2 separate regions of the Homo sapiens genome follow, and region 2 is linked to region 1. A link is a loop called in an ENCODE intact Hi-C map of the cell type or tissue named here. Cell type or tissue: IMR-90. All regions are shown on one strand. Links, peaks and the distances in the headings refer to the core of each region. The heading gives the core; the rest is flanking DNA.

Evidence for each region. A loop is a pair of places that touch in the nucleus more often than their neighbours do. Peaks named below come from ENCODE experiments on the same cell type or tissue, not always from the same donor. Only the 100,000 strongest peaks of a DNase experiment are listed, where the experiment ranks them.
Region 2: it touches region 1 in a loop (3-fold over the local background); 17 of 110 quality-filtered maps call a loop at or near these places.

What each region holds. Positions count from the first base shown.
Region 1 is chr10:51,063,908-51,072,262 of GRCh38, forward strand. LOC102724719 (a long non-coding RNA gene) reads right to left here and starts at 4,645. Exons shown (of 2, transcript NR_120678.1): 1 at 4,578-4,645. It also overlaps a transcript of PRKG1 not described here. In IMR-90, for the core only: no CTCF peak of the experiment used is centred there; no DNase peak of the experiment used is centred there.
Region 2 is chr10:51,999,706-52,008,060 of GRCh38, forward strand. All of the region lies in intron 5 of PRKG1 (protein kinase cGMP-dependent 1), which reads left to right. Among named protein-coding and RNA genes, the nearest start is that of CSTF2T, 300 kb to the left of the region's middle. In IMR-90, for the core only: a CTCF peak has its summit at 4,813; a DNase peak (open chromatin) is centred at 4,796.

The DNA.
Region 1 (8,355 bases), core at 64-8,063:
GGCTGAGAGATAAATTTGAAGAATGTACTGTTTGTTGAAGCTGTACACTATGGAAGTGTATTTGAAATAAAATGAGTCATGTAAAGAAGGAGTACAAATTTCTCTTGTCATGTGATGCTTTGCTTTACCTTGTACTTTTAAAAAATGAAACATTTAAATCTCAATCAGAAACTATTTGCTAAAAATATTATTTTTAACTGAATAAAGAATATATTTTCTACATATAGAAAGGCATATCATATCAACATGACATTTTTCTGTTGTGGAGCTTTATTAATTTTAATTACATATGTTTTTCCTCTTGGGAAATGGTGCTTCCAAAAGGATTAGGTATATTGATGACTGCCTCATGAGACTCCCAGTTTGTGAGAGGAAAAATCTAATTAAAACCACTAAAGATAAATGATGCAATGCCAAGAGGGTTTTTACATTCACATGGTTATTAATGCTAAGGTTTTGTTGAAGATCTAGAAGTTTCACACAGTTATGAATCAGAAACTTAGATTTCTGTTTAGACACTGAAGCAGCATTATAACATTGCAGTTAAAAGCTTAATTTATAAAGATTTTTGGGATGTATATATGCAAGGCTTTGACTTTTTATCTTCAAATTTGACTCTTTAATAGATAAGGATTTGTTTTATTTTCTCATAGGAACGGCTTGTCTTTAGGTTTTTTTAAGGTTGACAACAATTACTTTTTCAAGACCTATATTCAAGTCTAATAAATTTGAAGGGCTTACGAAGTATTCTTTCTGACTTTTTAAAATTACAGAAAACATCTACCTGAGAAATTTTCTTTTTTGCATTAACAAACCATATATTCCTGTCTTTTGATTTAATTGAACAACTATTTAACATAGCATTGTGACTTTATAATTATTGCTAATTCCCAAAGGTTAGCACTTTCATATTCAATTGATTGTGATGTTAAGCTTATGATTTTATATCTAGGGCCTACTCTGACATTCTATGGAGAAAGCAAAGCAAGAACAAGGGAGGGGAGATGGGAAATAATATATGTATGTTAAGAATTAAGTTAGTGAAGGAATTTTGCAGATGGAGGTAAATTTGCTTCTTGAACTTTGTTTAAATCTTAACTTTCAAATTATAAATGATCAGGTAGGACACAAGCATTGGTTAATAATCACAGAAGTTATTAAGTATATTAATTGAAAGCATCTGCTTTCGAAATAATGTCAAATGGTATGAATAGTTTTCTACAAGATGTATGTATTAAGAAGCACTAGTAAAGAAGGCCAACTCCAAATAAAGCAGTCAGCTTTTGGAAGAGTAGCTGGAACTGTGGAAGAAACAAAAAAGAAATTGCAAAACTGTTGATCCTGTAGACATTGCCAGTGTTACATAAAAGAGCACTGTACCTTGAAGACAACATATTATAAGCCTAAGAGTAAGAAAGAAGGTGAGATTATGGTGATTTAAAAGTGCATTGAGAGAGTTGAAAAAAGTAGTTGGATATCAAGACACATTATTTCCTAGAAAAAAAAATCAGAGTGACAGGAAGAAAACATAGTTACCATGGGCCTTAAACAGGCAAATATGTTGTTCAAATAGGGATGTATTTTTTTTCCATAAAAGAAAACCCATTTTAAAGTTAAGCCTCTGATATATTTGATTTGTTACATACAGAAAGGCTTAAACTAAGCCTCTGATATGTTTGATTTATTAAATATTACACAACACCATCAATAAACAGAAAAGTTTTCCCTTTTGATTCTTTTCCATCAGAGAGGTGTGTTTTGCATTTTAAATAAATAATTGTTGACTGTATTTACTCCTACCTTTATTTATTCAACGCAATTAGCCAGTATAGTGAGCGCCTTCCTGTTCTAGGTGTTGATGAACAAAATAGACATAATTCTTTGCTTTCATAGTTTACAGTCTAATGGGAGATGTATCTATCTAACAAATATTTATGCAAATATTAGGGTTAGTGTTAGGGTTAGAATGCGTAATATATAATTATGCATTGTGATAAAGTGCTTTTAGAAGGGAAAACATTATGGGGATGATTCTGAAGGATTATCAGAGAGAGTTTTTTTAGGGAAGAACTGAAGATTTATTGAATAAATGACTCAAGAGATGAGAGGCGGTAATGGGGAAGTGATAGGGCTAGGATTTGAAGGCAGTGAAAGGGGTTGAGAATAGGTCTTCACGGGCAAAAAGAGAATTCCCATTGGAAGCTATGAAATGTTAAGACGTAATTGCTTAATGCTTGGAGAACTTAAAGAACTAAAGGATCACTGTAACACTTTGGTAATTAATTACTCATCAAATGCTCTACCTTATTTTGATCCCATTGTAGTCCTTCCTTGAACATTTTCACAACCTAAGCAATAATCCTGTGACCCAGTCTAATTTTAAAGGGAGGAAATTGATTATGGATCAAATGGCAAGGCTAATCCTTCCTGTAGGCACCAAATTTGTTATATGTTCATGGTTTTCTGTCATGTCATTGGCTGTGGCCACAGGCTGGGCAAATTGTGGTTTGAAAGGGGAGATGTGAGTAGTTGACAGTACTGTTTGTGGGACGAGAACTGTGTGTTCTTGTCTCAGATATTGCTGTGTATGTAGATAGCAATAGGGGATTTCACAAATGGAGAAAATGCTTGTACTTTCTATTAAATTGTCTAACTGACTTTTAAAGTATTAAATGCCATGAATACTCAGGTTCAACACTGAAAGTATTAGAAGAAGGAAGGTTTAGTTGTTAAACAATGTATATATTTACCATTTATTTACATGGTATATACAGTATGTAATATTTTATGTATTTACTGTATATTTATTTTGGAAATTCATAATACATACTGGAATGTTAAAAGTACTGATATTAATACTGAAAGAAATCTCTTTTCTTACATTTTTCTCAATCTCTCCCAAACATTTTTGACCATGAAACCCTTTTTCATTACATTTATTACCATTTTAAGGAAGTAGTGTTCTTTAGTTCACATTCTGAGGGAAGCCCTGCATTAGAGTCGCCTGGTTGCTAGCAGAGCTTTCTTTGACACTCCTCTTAGAACAACATATTTGCCTGCTTAAGATCCATGATAACTATGTTTTCTTCCTGTCACTTTGAATATTTTCTAGAAAATATGTGTCTTTATACAACTACTTTTTTTTCTTGAAAGAATCACCACTTAAAAGATTCCACCTCTCAATCTTGGTGCACTGGGGATTAAGTTTCCAGCATATGAACTTTGGGGGAGACATTCACATCATAGCTAACACATTTGCTTTTTTTTTCTGTGGGAGGTGGGATAGGATGGGATGTTAAGCCATGGCATATGTTGCTGTCGCTCCTTTAATTATCTGTGTTTGTGTGTTTGTATGTATGTGTGTATATATATATATATATATATATGTTATTTGTGTGTGCCCTTGAGAGTGGCATAAAGTAAACTAAAAAATAGACCAAACATGGAAACACTGTTATCTTAGGTAAGTTTTAGTTCTGTGACTGCTGAGAGAATATTACTTGCTGTTTTCTGATGGAGGGTCTAACCAGTGGAAACTGGAAAATGAAAGTAAGCAATTTTCACTAAGTTCTCTATGTTCCTAACAGCAGCAATTGCTTTTAATATTCCACAAATAAACATTGTGAAGATTTCCCTGTTATTTTTTCCACTTAAAAGTTGTAGTCAACATAGATGATTTTCTAAAGAAACTAGATGATTAGAATTTTGGCTGTATTATAATCTGGGGAAAAATTAGATGAATTTTCCATAATGACTCTCTACATTAACTCTTTGAGTAAAAAATTTGTATGTAATACAGTGACTCTAGACAGACACTATTTTGTGCTAATATCAAAAAAGTGTGAAATTTCCTATTGTACATTTATTTATATGGTGCATTGAAACTATATGATACTTTAGATATTGCTGCTTTGGGTAACTTCTTCATTATATAGGTGTTTGAACATTTGTCTTTTAAGTTTAAATCTGGAACACTAATATTTATTCTTTACCTACCAGATTAAATGCCTGTGCTTTCAATAATGAATTTTTAAAAATCCAGTCTAGACCATGAAGGAATTACTGAATCTTCTCTAAAAACCTACATTAGGCAAGGCCAATGATAATGTTGTAGTTAGTTACAAATACATAGTGAATGTATGCATCTCCTGGGCCCCAGCCTGGGGCTTCTACCCTTGTTTCAAGAATAATACGTGGCAATATCTTGGCCCTGGAATGATATCCATTTGCTTTACTAGCCTACTATTTCATTTGCCTGTCGTTAGAAAAGTGGATTTCTGGATTTCCATCTCATGATGATTATAGAAAAGTCACAATTTGAAGATTCCTTAATTTGAAGCTAGGTGATATTTACATGCCCATTAAGTTAATGAGAGTGGAGATCTCCATGTATTTCCCTACTATGTCTTTTTGCCTGCAAAGCCCCCTCTCCCTTGAATCACTGACATTCTCACAATGTAAATAAATTTCTTGACATCTTTCTCTTGCCCAATGCAGTCATTTGACCTACTAATAAAAATTCAATTCACCCAAATTTCTATTTCATTGTCCTTCTTACATCTTTAGTATTTTCTTACCTTATTATTTTTAAAGAGTTTGCTAGCAAAACTTCAGTTTTCTTTACTTTAAATTTTGGTTACAAAACCTGTAAGAAGAAAATGGCCAAGTTATATCAACTGCTAAATACTAGTTAAAATACAAACAACAGCAAAAAAGACAAATCATGGACTAGAGAGCTATTCTATAAGCCCCACAATATCAAATCTGTTTTCAGAATCAAAATTACTTTTAAAAATACTTTAGAATATTTTGTGGAAAATATTGATGATTTACCTTAGTAAAAGATGCACATTTAATATACCAGAAGAATCACTGAAATGGAACTGAGCAACTCTAACTTATTTATCATACAGGTATGTTGCATGCTCATGTACATATTCATTACGCTTCAAATGCAGTAAAATGGTGTCTTGTGAATAAAGCATTTTAAATTCTATTTTATGCATTTAAAAATTTTACACTTATTTCAAAATACAAAAAACCTAATATTTTTCTTGATTTTTTTTCTTTTGGCTATTGTAAATGAGCAGCTGACTAAAGAGTACAAATAAATATTCATTTTGTTAGATAGCTCATGAGTTTTCATGAGAACTAGTTTAGCCTGAGACCCAATAATAACTTCCCGTCATCTTAAGAAGGGGACTATAAAAATTCATTTCACCTAATATTAAGCATGACACTAATTCAGTATTAAATGCTAAGTACATTAGCAATTATGGTACAGTACGCTGTTACTTTCCAAGTCTCTGCAGTAAGTTTTTCATCATTAATGGTTTATTATTTTTTTCTTTTCTACGCAGAACTTACCATTTGAAATAGTATAACTTGAAAACAGCCAAACTATTTCAATTTTTACTTATATCCATGTAAATATATATTCCTTATGGCCAAATCTATCCACTAAACACAATTATAAAACTAGTTCTATAGGAATTAATAAAATAGCAGGCACTTGAATCCCTGTACTTAATTCACAGGGAATCAATGTAAGTTCCAGTTTCTGTAAAAACAATAAAGCAAAAAGGGATCCTTGAATTATTGTCTAATTTATCAAAGTATAATTAAAATTCTATTGTCTGACTCATCCCCCTTTATAGTCCAAAGACAGTTCCGGTTGTGCATTATTATTCATTGCAATAGGATGATTGCTTTCCTAAAACATATTAACACAAAGTAATGTATAAGTGGGTTTGTAATGTGCCTAAAATAATAGGTATTATCATTACAGATCTTCCTTGGTTTTACTTTTCTATCAGTAATGTGGAAAGCAAAATTTGAAAATATTTATAAACTAGAGAAGCTCAGATATTTTGAATTGAATAGGGTGACCAACTCTCCTGGTTTGCCCGAGACTGGAAGATTCTTAGAACTTTTAGTTTTAAAGACAGGACAATTTCAAGCAATTTTAGGATTAGTACAATCTCTGGCAAATGGGTTCAAGTTACTTACCCTGAGCCAGAATGTAATCTTGTTGAAATAAAGACAGGACTGTTTTGTGAAAAGGAACTTTTTGAAAACCTTGTTGCTGCTCTTTCAGGATTTTCCAAATTTGTCCTCTTCACCTCCCTGACCCCTAAGTCAAGCAAGTTGATGTTAAAGACACTCTTCTCTCTCTGGATACAGAATAGGACAGTAGCAACACTTATAAGTTCTGCAGAAAGTAATGAGGGGTAGGGGCCTCAGCTCTACATCACCTAGTCTGGATATGAAGCCAGTCTTTGCCATTGATTAGGTGAATGATTCTGTGACTCCATTTTCTCTAATATTAATAGAATATTAATAATATTGAACTTATAGGGTTGTATGAACAATACCTATCATGCATTAAGAAGTCAAGGAAGTTAGTTAATTTTTTGTGATCTTGATTATGATTAGCAACTTAGAACAGACCGTCATGTCTGCCAGTAATAGCTTTAAAATCTAGATTCCTAGGAGGACTTGTTACTTTTAGCAATCTTCTGCCAGAGGAAGCTTCTGTCTCCTGAAAGGCTCAGCTATATATTTGTTTGTTTATTTTTTCCCATTCAAGATATACACATGAAATGACAGAAGAAAATTTCAAAACTTAAGATTCTTCCAGGAAATACAGTGTCAGTGGAATGGATAAGTGGATAAAATTAGCACAGTTCTTTTGGGCTAATTATGTTTTTAGTGAAGGATGACAAATTCTACAGATTTATTTTTGAATAGCCAGTATTATAATAAAGCTACTTTATTGGAATAGCTCATTAAATGATTCTGAGAATCCATTAAGGAAGGCATGTCAGTTTTTATTCTCAATTATGAGGATTGGGTGCAAGACTAAAGAGCATGTTGGAGTTCAACAGGCCACAGTTTGGTCTGGCTACCAGTAGAACTTTGCTTCTATTAAAGTTATGAAAAAGGAAGACTGCTGAAAAACAGGTTGTGAGTTGTTTCTGGAATTCTAGAGTATGAAGTCAGTTCCTTCAAAATTGCATTGTTCTAACTGTTAGCATCTAATGTCAAAGCTTCATCTCAGATAGGCAGTGGGGCAGGGCTCAGATCAAGCCATTCTCCTCTACTCTATCCCTGAAGGAATCTGAGGTAGACACTTCCTAATTAGCAGAAAGTAGACTTGTGCCTGATCTTTGATCTTGTAATTTAGCCAATTAAGTTTACTACATGACACTTAGTAAAGATAATTTGTCTGTTAAGACGTAATTGCAGGACTTTGATTTTTCACATAGGGTTTATTTCCAGCATTTACTAAGTACAACGCAGAAGATGTTTAAGAAAATATTGGAAACACTCAAAAGGTTGAGATGGAAACCTGGTCGCTCAAGATCTAAACAGCTGGTCAAAAGCATCATTGAAAAACATACTTAAAATATTTATTTTTACTTTAAAAATGAAAGAGAAAAGGCTAGAATCCTGGATTTTGCATATGAAATTATAAAGCATTTAAGGGGAAGTCAATTTAAAAAAATAACACAGCCTGAGATAACTAAATATATTCTATTCCTTGAACACCTTTTAAAGTCAATTGTAAAAGTCATGTCTTTTCAGCTTTTTACTCTATTTGTGTTTGTTATAACAGATTCCTGACTCTCAATATCAGATTCATCCTGGAACAGATTTTATATCATGAGATGTAAATTTAAAATGAAAATGTAATGTGTATACATCCTATAGTTGCATTTAGATATGCCAGCTTAAATACTGATAAGTATTTACATAATTTAGTGTAAAAAAACTCACTTTTTTCCAAAATGCCTAAATATTTTTGGTTTTTTTATTTTTGGGGAAAGTGTTTTAGTTTTTATTTTCCTTTGTACATGTAGACAGACTTTCTACAAATGAGGAAGAACCTTCTCTCTTTGTGCTGCTCAAAAACATTAAGTAACCCCATTTAAACCCTAAATAAACTCTAAAACATCAATGAAAAACGTATTTAAAATATTTGTTTTCACTTTAAAAATGAACGAGATGGCTGGGCACAGTGGCTAATGCCTATAATCCCAGCATTTTTGGAGGCCAAGGCGGGCAGATCACGAGATCAAGAGATCGAGAACATCCTGGCCAACATGGTGAACCCCGTCTCTACTAAAAATACAAAAACTAGCCGGCGTGGTGGCGGGTGCCTGTAGTCCCAGCTACTCCGGAGGCTGAGGCAGGAGAATCACTTGAATCCAGGAGGCGGAGGTTGCAGGGAGCTGAGATTGCGCCACTGCACTTCAGCCTGGGTGACCAGAGCAAAACTCCGTCTCAAAAACAAACACACAAACAAACAAAAAAAAAACAAAGAGAAAATCCTGGAATTCTGAACCCAGCTTA
Region 2 (8,355 bases), core at 300-8,299, 940 kb after region 1:
ACTTTTTTGAGAGGATCTTTGATAATTTAAAGAATTAAATTTATAAAAATTCAGGTACAGATGTATTTTTCAGTCTTTAGTATAATTTGTATATCTCCATGCATTTTAAGGGATCATGAGATAAAAAGGTTAACTTTTTTCAACTATATATTTTTTAAACAAAGTTAAACAACAATAATAGCAAGACTAAAGAATAATGAAGTTAGGCAGAATATGGATCAGAAGTTTGGCATAGGAAAAATTTTCGAATTTATATTAGTCCAATAAAAGGTTTCAATTTGGCTTTTTAATGTACTATGGAATATTATAACCCTTTCTGATTTTTTAATGCATTTTCATGTTTTGTTCCTTTATTGTTGTTCCATAAAGTTCACTCACACCCTTTCCATTACATTTTTTTCAAATAAAATCTCAGATAAAATGCAGTTCCACATTTATGGGAGATAATAAAAAAGCAGAGCTCAGGATGATACATATTTGACTTCTGTTTAGCTGCATTGTTTTATGATAGGACATTAGAAGGCAGGAGAGGATAAGTGCTATGAAAAAGGAAACTGCATTATTGTTTTTCGTAGACTATACATAAACATTGGAGATATCAAAAATGAGTGAGACAGCAATATATATATATAATTTCAACAGATGATTGAAATGTTTCTGTAAATTAAAAGAAGTATTTTAATACTTCAAGGTGATAATCTTATTTATTGTGTATTTTCATCTCTACACATGCATTTTTCTTGAGCTACTCAATGGGAATCTAAATATAGAAGGTGAGAAATCAAGATTGGCATTTACACGAACATGGCCTGTATTTTGTTGAAATATTGTGGTGCGTAGTTTGAGTTAGAGTTCTTTTGGGTAATACAGAATTGGTTGTGAATGAAAGCACCCTTTCAGAGATCTTAGAAGGACTGGACTTCTTATAACTTGACATCTTCTAACTGCTTCTCTTCTTCTATCTCTTCTACTTATTCAACAACACCATAGGGTTTTTTTCTTTTTTGTTGTTGTTAAAATATTCGTGAACATAAAAACACACTCTCACACATTGAATTAGTAAGCAAAAATGGTTTAAAGAAGATCTTAATTGCCAGAGTATCAAATGAAATTTGTCTTCCAGCTACTAATCACTTCAATGTAATAAAATCCCTTTACAACCAAAAAGTCAAAAAGTTTTAATAATGTAACAGCTTAAAAGCCATCACAAGAATCTGAAATTTGAGCAACTCAAAAAAATGACTTCAATTTTTTGAGTTGTACCCTGAAGTTTTGTACCCTGTGAACTATATCTCCTCTCCCTGCCAAACACCTAGTAACTACCATTCTACTCTCTATTACGGTGGGTTCAAAGTTTTTTTTTCGATTCCACATTTAAGTGAGGTCATGCAGTATTTGTCTTTCTGTGTCTGGCTTATCTCACTTAGCATAATGTCCTGCAGGTTCAACCATGTTTTTACAAATGACAGGATTTCCTTCTTTTTCAAGACTGGATAATATTTCATTGTGTATAACTTTTCTTTACCCATTCATCTGTTGATGGACACTTCAGTTATAAGAAGAATAAATACAGAGACCTAATGTACAACATGGTGACTATAGTTAATAATGTACTGTACACTGCAATTTGCTAAGAGATATTTCAAGTGTTCTCACCATAAAAAAAAAAAACATAACTATGTGAGGTGATGCATATGTTAATTAGCTTGTGGTAATCATTTTACAATGTATATACCTACATCCAAACATCACATTGTATATCCTAAACATATACAACTTTTTTTGTCAGTCATACCTCAGTAAAACTTGTTGAAAATTTTTGCCTCTTTTTTAGGAATTTATAGATGAGGGATTTTTTTTCCTTCAGTCATTTTTTTTCCCTAAAAATCTGTTAAGTGGTATTTAAATATAAGACTCTCTATCTTAATAGCAGACTTTTAAAGTGTCCTGAGTAGCAAAAGTAAATACTTAAAAATGTATTGAAACAAAAATAGAAGTAAAAGGAAATAAAAATAACCTCTACCACCATTGTTTAAATGTACAGAATTGTCATCTCAACCACCCATATTTACTTGGTATGAACTCCTGTTTATTATTAAGATTCTTGATTCTTAACGTATGGAATTTAGAACTATAAAATGGACAGTCTTAATATTACTTCACCTCATACATCTTTTAAACTGTTTAAATCTAGAGTAAATGGTTACACAAAACACATGTGAAGTTGGGGCTGATTCTCTTCCTTTGGTATGGAAAAAAGAACAGCAACCATGAAATAAGAATTGTATATGATCCATGAAAAGGAAAGGAAAAATTAAGCTAATAACTATCAGTGAGATCTATAAACCCATTTCCCATCTCTTCACAAGTATTCCCAAGAAATATTATTCTTTCTACATTTGTGATCAATTATTTCAAGACCAGTTTTAATTTGAAGGATTATAATCCTATTATCCAATTACTTGGCAAAAGACAAGCTCAGATTTATATTTTTAATACTGCCTTCTTTTTCAGTGATGGATTACATAACAAGTTCTTTGCAAATTCTGTTTATTATTAGGCACATTTCTGGTTTTGACAAATTAAGCCTGTCTGCTTTTGTCATCACTTCTTAAGCTTTATACAGTATCTACACAATTTGAGGGAATACTTTTTGTTTCCACTCAGAGTTTGGTTAATGCTTTCTTCTTACTATTTTGTGATGGTTTGTCTTATAACACACTGGTGCCTCCTTTTCTTCATTTCTTCCTTTTTTCTTGCCTTCCCTCCTTTCTTTCTGAGAAATGTTAACACGGATCCACTCAATGGCACTGTGCTGTTGACGTAGAATAAAACAAAATAATGTGCCATTGTGTAGGTGACTCACCCTCAAGATTGCTCCAGTTAAGGAGAGAATCTATCCCTGAGTTTTTATATTACTAATTATTGAGTGGCAGCTTTTCTTTTCTTTGGGTTTCACAGCATGTGCCTTTGGACAAAGAACTAGGGAAGATGTAAAAGATGAGTTTATAATACATCAAGATATAAATGTTAACACCCTATGCTGTTCATGTAAATACTAAAAACACTATGAAAGATCATCAGCAGCAGTTTTTTCTTGCACTTTTTCAGCTCTCTTGACATATATGGTTACAGTTGGAGGCATTTTTCAGTGTACCAATTAAAATATTTTTTTTTCTACACAATCCAGCAAAAGTGTGAGAGTAAACATAATAGAATTTGAGTTAGCGAAAGTTAGTATGACATGTGAGGTTGTGGTTTTAGTGCATAGTGGTTATTTGTTTATGAATCTTATTCTGGCTGTGTCTCATTTACCGTTCTCAACTCTGTCTCTGCATTTCTTTCACCAAATGCCTCCTTGCATGGTGTTTAAGCCTGCAAACTCTTCTTTCCTGGTTCCATCCCGGTATCATTCTTTTTTTATGACCAAACTACACTGTGTACTGAGTGAAGGACAGTGCTACTTTTAAGAGATAGGATCTTGGCTGTGCCACTAATTAACTGGTGCCCTTAAGAAAGTGAATTAACCTTGTTGAAATACAGTTTCCTCAATTATAACACATTTACAGTTCCCTATATGACCTATGATGCAGCTTTCTGAAATTTCTTGATTCATTTATTTTGAGTTTGTGTTCTTTTTAGTCTAAATCTCATTATCCTCAAATTCCATTCTCCTTTGCAAATCCAGGTGTTCAATCATGTAGGTAAAATAGAAGTAGGATTAAGAAAGTCATGAGGGAAACAACTTGGCTATGAAACATTGTAAGAACAGCAACAGTAAAGAAGTTTTGGAGTCTTGTGCTCATCTTTTTTGTCCTTTTCTTGCCCCTCCCAACAGTTGTGTCTTTCTCATATATACATTTATTCAGCAAACATTATTGAACACCTTCCAAAGATCTGATGCTGGTCAGACTCTCAGAACCCAGATACGAACCAGACGAAGAGTCAGGAATATCCGTCTGGGGAAGCTACAGAAGAGAAAGCTGACATTTTCTCTAGCTGAGCAATCCACAAGCTGTTATGGATACATATAGGAGACACAGAGAGATAATAATAACCTAGAGAAACAATTCCTCAATCAATCCTGGTTTTCCTCTCATATTTCTGCAGCCCATCTATGTCCCTCTGAATCCTTCTTTGTAGCTTAGTGCTCATGAGTAGGCTCTGAAGTCAGACTTCCTGCACTGGTAGCTCAGCTCCTTAATCTAGTTACTTTGTGGCCCTAGAAAGTCATTTAACCTCTCTGTCAGTTTTCTCATCTGTAAAATGTGAATAACAATAACTGTCTAGGTTATAAGATTATGAGAGTTGAATGTATATATAATGTTTAGTATAGCTTTTTGCACGTAATAAGCATTCAATAAATTAACTATTCATATTAATTATCTCTACTTTTGTCATTTCCTCTAAGTGTTTTAAGAAGACATTGAATTTGTAAACTTCTAGATGTTTCTATTCAAAATGATATTCTCCTCACAAACCACTTTTTGGCTGTAAACTCCGGGATGGCAGGTATTTTTGTTTTTGTGTGTGTTTGTTTTTAATTATATTTTCAAATGCTAGTAAAATTCTGGCACAAATAAATATTAGAAGAAAGAAGGAAGGCAAGAGTTACTTGCATTGTTGAAAACAATAATAATGTCAACTGCATGTTGATAAACAGGTAGAAATTCCTAAAATATATTAAAACAAGATAAAGATGATAAGACAACACTAATTCTTAGCTAAAAACTGAAGTATCATTACTTCTCTTCAGCATCTCCTGGGACTGAATCTATCCTCCCAGAGCCCATCTAGACAAAAGATCCCCATCTACTGGATAATGTGTGAACAGCATCTAACGAATATGATTCTTATGTATGTTAGGGAGTTAATTTAATTTTCCTTAAAAATGCATAGCATGGAATGTCATATTTGGGACTGTTTTGTGAGGTCTTGCTCAAGGAGAGGAGATTAGTGTTGCAGAGTGACCTGGAAGTGGTAGGGGGGAAACGTTCATAATTTACTTAATTTGCTGCTATTGTTACCATATTATTCATTCAGCATGTTCTATTTTTGAAATTAAAATACAGTTTTAGAGGCGCAGTGGCTCATGCCGGTAATCCCAGCACACTGGGAGACTGAGGTGGGAAGATTGCTTGAGCCCAGGAGGTCGAGGTTGCAGTGAGCTGTGATCATGCCACTGTACTCCATCCTAGGTGACAGACTGATACCCAGTCTCCAAAAAATAAAAGAAAAAGAAATATGATTTTTTAAAAATTTAATCATTATCAATATGAGTTTGCCTAAATCCCCCTTCACCTTCCTTTCAGTTATAGTTTTAGGAGCCAACAAAATATATTTTCTTCCTTATTTCATGTGTTACAGGACTTTTGATAGGCAAGCTCTCTATAAGGGTTTGCTTAAGTTATTTTCTATACCCTGAAGCTTGCCTTTTCTTTTCATTAATACCACCCTGGAGAAATGGCATATATGACAATGTGGCATTTGTGACTTATACAATATAGCAATGTGGCTTATGGATGAATGAAAGGGTAATGCCCATCTTTTTTTTTTTTTTTTTTTTCATTCAGTAGAGACGGATTTTTGCTATGTTGGCCAGGCTGGTCTCGAACTGGCCTCAAGTGATGTGCCCACCTCAGCTTCCCAAAGTGCTAGGATTACAGTCATGAACCACCCAGTGACCAGCCAGTGCCCATGTTTTTAAAAGGCTGTGGAGCTTCCTATTGTCCTGAGAAATACCTGGACAGCAAAGTGTGTGACCCCACCCAACCCTGCCACTGGTAGTTAGGCAGGCATTGCATGCTAGAGCTTCTGGCCCTGTGGCCTGCTTCTGTTTGAACTCAACTGGTGGGCACAGCTCGCTGTTGTCCCAGTAAGCACATGGACAGTAACATGGGCATTTCCACCCACCCCTGCCATTGGTAGCCAGGTGAGCAATGACTGTTAGAGTTTCTAGCCCAGTGGTTCTACTTCTGCCTGAATTTGCTGAGGGATGCAGTCTTCTGTTGCTCTAGAAACATCCAGATGTCAGGGTGGGCAGGTCCACCAATCTTACCTCCCATAGCCAAATGAGCCATACATGCTGGAGGTTCCAACCTGACAGTCCTGCTTCCACCTAAACTCTGTGGTCAGTTGCAACCTCATGTTTTCACAGGAAGCACACAGATGCAGATCAGGGCCAACCTGGCAAGGATATGGCTTATCTGCCTGAGGAGGCCCTTGGACCACAACACCGAGAAGAAGAACTGAAGCATGGGGAGAATAATCAGAGGTGTCATTAAGACACAGTAGCAAACTAGCATCAAAGCCAGTCAACTGAACCCACCTTATACCATAATCAAACCCCCAAGGGCATCAAATAAGATAAAAGAAAACAAAACAAACAAACAAACAAAAAAAACAAGTCTATCAAAAAGACAGCAACTTCAAAGATTGAAGGAACATCATCAGCCCACATAAATGAGAAAGAACCAGTGTAAGAACTCGTTCAACTCTGGCAACTCAAAAAGCCAGAGCACTTTCTTTCTTCCAAATGACCACACTTGTTCCCTAGCAAGGGTTCTCAACAAGGCTGAAATGGCCGAAGTGACAGAAATAGAATACAGAATATGGATGGGAATGAAGATCATCAAGATTCAGGAGAATGTAGAAACTCAATCCACAGAATCTAAGAATCATAATAAAATGATACAGGAGCTGATATACAAAATAGCCATTATAAGAAAGAACCAAACTAATCTGATAGAGCTGAAAAATACACAAGAATTGCATAATGCAAATGTTATTAACAGCAGAATAGACCAGGCTGAGGAAAAAATTTCAGAGCTCAAAGACTGGCCCTCTGAAATTACTCAGTCAGACCAAAATGAAGAAAAAAGAATGAAAAATAATGAACAAATCCTCCAAGAAATATGGGATTACATATAAAGACCAAATCTATGATTCACTGATGTCCCTGAAAGAGGGAAAAAACAAGCAACTTAGAAAACATATTTCAGGTATCATCCATGAAAACTTTCCCAACCTTGCTAGAGAGGCCAACATTCAAATCTAGGAAATGCAAAGAAACCCTGTGAGATATTACATAAGGAGATCATTCCTAAGTGACATAATGATTACATTCTCTAAGGTCAAAATGCAAGAAAAAATGTTAAAGGCAGCTGGAGAGAAGGGGTGGATCACCTACAAAGGGAACCCCATCTGGCTAACAGTGCACTTTTAAGCAGAAACCCACAAGCCAGAAGACATTGGGGACATGTATTCAGCTTTCTTAAAGAAAAAAAAATTCCAACCGGGAATTCCATGTCCAACCAAACTAAACTTCATAAGTGAAGGAGAAATAAGATCCTTTTTCAGAGAAGCAAATGGTGAAATAATTTGTTACGACTAGACCTGCCTTACAGGAGCTGCTGAAGGAAGCTCTATGGAAAGGAAAGACCGTTACCAGCAAGTACAAAAACACACTTAAGTACACAGACAAGTAAACTATAAAGCAACCACAAAAAAGAGTCTGTATTTAACATCAACAACTACCATCACAATGACAGGATCAAATCCACATGTATCAAAACTAACCTTCAGTGTAAACAGGCTAAATGCCCCCATTTAAAAGGCACAGAGTGGCAAGGTGGATAAAGAAATGAGACCAAATGTTATGCTGTCTTCAAGAGACCCACCTCATATACAATAACATTCTTAGGCTCCAAATAACAGGATGAAGAAAAATATACAAAGCAAAGAAAACACAGAATAAAGCAGAGATTGTAACTGTAATTTCACACAAAATAGACTTTAAACCAACAAAGACCAAAAAGACAGTGAACAGCATTATATAATGGTAAAGGGCTGAATTCAACAAGAAGACCTAACTATCTAAATATATGTGCACCCAATATAGGAACACCCAGATTCACAAAGCACATTCTTAGAGACTTATGAAGAGATGTGAATTCCTGCACAACAATAGTGGAAGTCTTCAACACTCCACTGACAGTATTAAACATATCATGGAGGCAGAAAATTAACAAAAATATTCAGGACTTGAACTCAATACTTGCCCAAATGGACCTAATAGACATCTACAGAACTCTCCACCTAAAAGCAACAGAATATACATTCTTTTCATCACATGGTACATATTCTAAAATGGTACACACTCTAAAATCAGACATAAAATAGTACTCAGCAAATGTGGAAAAACAAAAATCACACCAAACACAGTCTTGGGCTACAGTGCAGTAAAAATTGAAATCAATACCAAGAAAATCCCTCAAAATAACACAATTACATGGAAATTAAACAATCTGCTCCTGTATGACTTTTGGAAAATAATGTAATTAAGGCAGAAATCAA